Linked DNA regions of Homo sapiens: region 2 is linked to region 1. A link is a loop called in an ENCODE intact Hi-C map of the cell type or tissue named here. Cell type or tissue: B cell. All regions are shown on one strand. Links, peaks and the distances in the headings refer to the core of each region. The heading gives the core; the rest is flanking DNA. Region 1 has its middle 6.6 kb from the start of PRPH. Region 2 has its middle 13 kb from the start of MCRS1.

The links. Peaks named below come from ENCODE experiments on the same cell type or tissue, not always from the same donor. Only the 100,000 strongest peaks of a DNase experiment are listed, where the experiment ranks them.
Region 2: it touches region 1 in a loop (6-fold over the local background); 7 of 110 quality-filtered maps call a loop at or near these places.

The regions. Positions count from the first base shown.
Region 1 is chr12:49,287,096-49,290,006 of GRCh38, forward strand. No RefSeq gene overlaps it. Among named protein-coding and RNA genes, the nearest start is that of PRPH, 6.6 kb to the right of the region's middle. In B cell, for the core only: CTCF peaks have their summits at 1,402 (motif pointing right) and 1,601; a DNase peak (open chromatin) is centred at 1,426; H3K27me3 peaks cover 1,633 bases.
Region 2 is chr12:49,579,273-49,582,183 of GRCh38, forward strand. No RefSeq gene overlaps it. Among named protein-coding and RNA genes, the nearest start is that of MCRS1, 13 kb to the left of the region's middle. In B cell, for the core only: CTCF peaks have their summits at 1,435 (motif pointing left) and 1,635; DNase peaks (open chromatin) are centred at 1,189 and 1,429.

The DNA.
Region 1 (2,911 bases), core at 306-2,805:
GCAGGAGAATCACCTGAACCTGGGAGGCAGAGGTTGCAGTGAGCCAAGATCGCACGACTGCACTCCAGCCTGGCGACAGAGCGAGACTCCATTTCAAAAACAAAACAAAACAAAACAAAAATTATAAATCAGATTAAGTCATTCCCTGCTTCAAACCCTCTAATGGCTTTTCATTGCATTTAAAATAAACTCTTTACTCTGATTTTAAAAGCCTCGTGATCTTTGACTCCTTGCCATGCCTCTAACCTCACCTTTCCCGCTCTCTTCCCTCATCTGCCTCGCGCCAGCCTCACTGAACTTTCTGCAATTCTTCAAACATGCCAAGCTCATCCCCAGCCTTACCCTTCTGCTCGGGTGATGACTGAATACAATTCATGATTTTCAAGTCCTAGATTGCATGGAAATAGCTATAAAGAATGTTATTGGGGCAATTGAGGGAATTTGAATATGGGCTGTGTATTAGATAATACTGTTATATCAGTGTTAAATTTCTTTTTTGTTAGTTACAAAATTTTTTTACACAAATAAAGGCAAATCGATGTTAAATGTCTTCAGTGGGCTAATCCTACTGTGGTTATGTAGGAAAATGTCCTTGTTCTTTGGAGTTACATGCTAATGTATTCAGAGATTAAATATAATGATGTCTAACACTTCCAGAGGAATTGTGGCAAAACATTGACAACTGGTAAATCCAAGGGAAGGATATATTGGTGTTCATAGCAGCATTCTTTCAACTTTGTCCTGGGTTTGATTTTTTTCAAGATAAAATAGAGTAAAAGATGGACAATTTAAAGAAAAAATATCTTAATCCAGGAATACTTAAAAATCAGTAGAGCATTTGTCAATGCCCTTCTAAAGATTCAGAAGATGTGGGTAGGACCCAGGGGCCTGCCTTTTCATGGCCCGGGTGACCCTCAGGCAGCTGCCCAGGCCACACTTTGAACAGGTTCACTGAGCACTCTGCCCTTGGAGTGTGGCTTGCTGGCACAGCCCATTATTTCCCATTCTCCAGCTGAGGAGCGGCTGGCTGAAAGATCAAGCAGGCGGATGGAGACGTGATTTTACAGTGAGGGTGGAACCGGAGATTGTGGGCACAACAGAGAATGGTGAGGAGTTGCGGAAAGATTTTGTCTTCCTGCCCTGTCTTTTGGCTTCTGGAGGAACAGAGGAGGCTCCTAGAACTCAGGGAATGAATGGAATGAGGGCTCCAAACTCCTCATACCAGTGCTTCTCTGACTCTATTTTACACTCCCTTGGATAAATGTCATCTGTAAACAAACAAACAAACAAAAAAAGAAATCACAATAAGTTTTGAAGTATTCCCCAAATTCCAGTGTTCCAGGATCCTTGAGTCTTGAACTCAACATAGATGCAGACTGAACACGTCAGCACGTCATTCTGACTTCTGACCAGAAGGTGGCAGCAACATACCTCGCTTTATTTTAGGGGCCACCAACAAAGAGATTTTTTGGGTGCCTCACACGCATTCAATTGACCTAGGTCCCGCCGCAGACACCACGGACAAAAAGATCAGTACGATCTTATCGTTGCCCTCAAAGATCATATTGTCAGGGAGCGGAAAGTCAGAGGCAGACATATAAACAGATTACCAGTTACTAGCTGTGTGACCTTAGGAAAGTTACTTAACCTCGCTGTGCCTCAGTTTCTTCAACTATGAAGTGGGAATAGTAATAGTACCTATGTCATAGGGTTACTGTGAGGATTAGGAGTGATTAAATAAATGTGTTAGACCTAGCACTGTATCACTATGTGATACAGTGAGAGAAGGGATGAGCTGGCAGGGATGCCCACAGTGCTCCCTAACTGGAAGCAGTGGAGCCCCAGGTGGAGATAATGGGAAAGAGTTCCACTCTGGTAAAGCCACTCTGTCAGTGGGGACCCTGCAGCCAAACTGGGCTGGGAGAGTCTACCTTCAAAAGTGTGGTGCTGGATCCCTTCCGGCTGAGGCTCACCTTGGGTCCTGCAGGCATAGAGTGAAGAACACCAGCAGGGCCACTCAGGGCCTGATCAACCAGGACGCGCCCTTCCAGAGGAAACCACCACTAGCTCACTGTACAAGCTCAGACATGCAACTTGGTCCCTCTGAGCCTCAGGTCTTACCTAAGTGATGGGGAAATAGGACCACAGGGACCAAGGAACAGTGCTGAGTTCCACATCTGGGACATCGCAAGAGCAACTATAAAGTCAGGCAATTCAGGAGCAGCGAGGACTTGGAGCTAGGGACTCAAAAATAAAGCTGGGGGGCCAGGCATGGTGGCTCACGATTGTAATCCCAGCACTTTGGGAGGCCGAGGTGGGTGGATTGCCTGAGCTCAGTAGTCTGAGATCAGCCTGGGCAACATGGTGAAACCCCCTCTCTACCAAAAGTAGAAAAAAATTAGCCAGGCGTGGTGGTGCGCTCCTGCAACCCCAGCTACTCAAGGACTGAGGCAGGAGGATCGTTTGAGCCTGGGAGGCGGAAGTTGTAGTGAGCTGAGACTGCACCACTGCATTCCAACCTGGGTGACAGAGTGAGATCCTTCTCAAAAAATAAAAATAAAATAGGCCGGGGGCTGTGGTTCATGCCTGTAATCCCAGCACTTTGGGAGGCCAAGGCGGACAGATCACGAGGCCAAGAGATGGAGACCATCCTGGCCAACATGGTGAAACCCATCTCTACTAAAAATACAAAAATTAGCTGGGTGTGGTGGCGTGCCCAGGATGTAGTCCCAGCTACTTGGGAGGCTGAGGCAGGAGAATCGCTTGAACCCCGGAGGCGAAGTTTGCAGTGAGGCAAGATCGCACCACTGTACTGCAGCCCGGTGACAAAGCGAGACTCCGTCTCAAAAAATAATAGTAGTAACAATAATAATAATAATTAATAATAATAATAATAAAATAAATAAATACA
Region 2 (2,911 bases), core at 269-2,768, 290 kb after region 1:
CGTGAGCCACCACGTCCGGCCTTCATGACTAGGCTTTCTGAATGGGGTGGGAATTGAAACAGCTTCCAGCTGGTCTCCCTGCGCCCTGCTCCCAGTCTATGCTCATGGTTGCAGCCAGACGATGCTCTTGAATTGAAGGGCACATGATGTCACTTCTCTGCTTAGAATTCTGCAATGGCTCCCATTGCATTCCGGGTGAACAGAGGTCCTTACGGTGGCCTACAAGGCCTTGTGTGACCGGCCTCCCAGTGGCCTCTGCAACGTGGCTCCTCCCACCCTCCCACTCACCCACACCAGGTACCCCGGGCACCTTGCTGCCCCCTGAGTGTGCCAGGCAGGCTCTCACCTCAGCCTGCTCTCCCTGCCTGGCACGCCCTTCCCGCAGCTCACCTCCTCACCTGCTTCAAGTCTTCACTGAAACGTCCTGCCATGCCCTCTCTGCTTTAAATGGTAACACCCACTCCCCTGCACTCTGCTGCCTTATCCCTCTTGAAATTTGTGTTTCTCCATGGAACCTTTTACGTTCTGACATAACTGTGCATTTTACTACTTATTTTTGTTTCTTGTCTTTTCCCCCCATAGAATGTAAGCTTTGTGAAAGCAGTTTTTTGTTTGTTTGTTTGTTTTTTGAGATGGAGTCTCGCTCAGTCGCCCAGGCTGGAGTGCAGTGGCACGATCATGGCTCACACAACCTCCGCCTCCCGGGTTCATGCCATTCTCCTGCCTCAGCCTCCCGAGTAGCTGGGACTACAGGCGCCCGCCACCACGCCCGGCTAATTTTTTTTATTTTTAGTGGAGATGGGGTTTCACCATGTTAGCCAGGATGGTCTCGATTTCCTGACCTTATGATGTGCCCGCTTCGGCCTCCGAAAGTGCTGGGATTACAGGCGTGAGCCACTGCACCTGGCCATGAAAGCACTTTTTAAAAATCTGTTTTACTCACTACAGTATCCCTAACACCTAGAACACTGCCTCATGTTAGGTGCCTAATAGGTACTTGTTGAATGAATGAATGAGTAAATGAATCAATGGGGCCATGCTGCATGCTTGAGGAAGTCCATGGGAAGGGCCTCCTGGCAGAGCTCCTAAAAACTGCTGCCCAAAGGGTCATTTGCAGGGATAGATCTGTGCCATACAGAGCAGAGGACCTGCTGGGGGTAGGCGATCAAGCGAGGAGGAAGGGTCCCCAGTCCAAGGGAGAGCAGACTCCACAACCATGAGTCCTCTGCAGGATCCCCGTGTCCCAGCATGGGTCAGGAATGCCTTCTCCCTCTGCTGCACTTGCTGTCCACGCTCCACCTGCACCTTCCCAGGAACTCACCAGCTCCCCTCCTGTCAGTCTTCCCGCAGTTCCCTCCCTTCTAATTCTTGAATTCCCGGCCCCTCTCCAGGCCAGCTGAGGCCCTTAGACAAGCACTTTGCTGCCTCCTTGTGGCTTCTGCAGGAAAGGCTTCTCCTCTCTTCCAGAGAGTGAGGATACGGGGCGCCTAACAGACAGCCTGGGGGTGATGAGAGAGGAAACCGAATCTTCTTGACCAGTGGTGGCCTGAATCATTGGCAGCTGCCCGCTCACAGCACTGCTGCCTGTGGCAGTGAACTCTGTGGCAGCGCCCTGACTGGTGCACTAGCTGGACTCAGGCTTTGGTTGTTCCAGGCTGCTCAGCTCCTGGGAAAGAATGTGAGGCAGCAGTCAGACCCCAGGGCCTGCCTCAAGGGTCACTGAGGTCAGTGACTAGTGTATCCAGCCTCCACCTGCTCAGCTTCCTCCCAGCTCAGAGGCAATAAATAGTGTTTGAGGGGTGATGAAGCCACCAGCCAGCGCAGGGCCTCCCAGGGTGTGCAGAGAGCAGGGGCAGGGTGTGACACAAGAGCCAGGGCCAGGATATGTAGAACTGGAGCATGGGAGGCCACTCAGCCTCCTAATTGGCTAATTGGCTGGGATGTTACCTGCTTAAGCTAATTGCCCCCAAATGGAGGAATATTCTAGAAGGCTCCTGGGTTATCTAGTGGACCCATAACTTACAAGACTGCCTGAGAAGACTGCTTTATTTTTTACTTTACTGGGTAACTTTTTCTTTCTGGCTGCTTTCAAGTTCTCTCATCTTTGGTTTCAGGTTTGACTATGATATGCTGAGGTATGTTTTCCTTTGTATTTATCTTGCTTCAGTTCTCTGAGCTCCTTGGATCTGTGGCTTCTTGTCTTTAATTTTGGAAATTCTCAGTGATTATCTCTTCAAGTAGCTTGTTAAATATTTCTTCTCCCTTTTTCTGGGACTTTGATCACATGTGTGTGAAACCATTGGTATTGTCCCACACATCTTGGGTGTTTGGTTTGGGGGTTGCTGATTTGTTGCTTTGTTTTTACTCTCTCTGTGTTATAGTTGGCTAATTTCTATTGATCTTGCCTCAATTCACATATTTTTTTGCCTTGCTTTTGTCTAGTTGGCTGATAAACCTGCCAAAGGATTTCTATATCTCTGATGTTAAGATTTTCTTTTCTTTTCTTTTCTTTTTTTTTTTTGAGACAGAGTCTCACTCTGTCACCAGGCTGGAGTGCAGTGGCACAATCTCAACTTACTGCAACCTCCACCTCCTGGGTTCAAGCAATTTTCCTGCCTCAGCCCCCCAAGTAGCTGGGACTACAGGCACGTGCCACCATGGCCAGCTAATTTTTGTGTTTTTAGTAGAGACGGGGTTTCACCGTGTTGGCCAGGATTGTCTCGATCTCTTGACCTCATGATCCGCCCACCTTGGCCTCCCAAAGTGCTAGGATTACAGGCGTGAGCCACTGCACCCAGCAAGATTTTCATTTCTGGCATCTTCAAGTTTCCATTTCTTTTGTACAATTCCCTCTCTCTACTCAAATTCCACGTCTGTTCCTGCATGTTGCCCACCTGTTAGAGGCAGATCC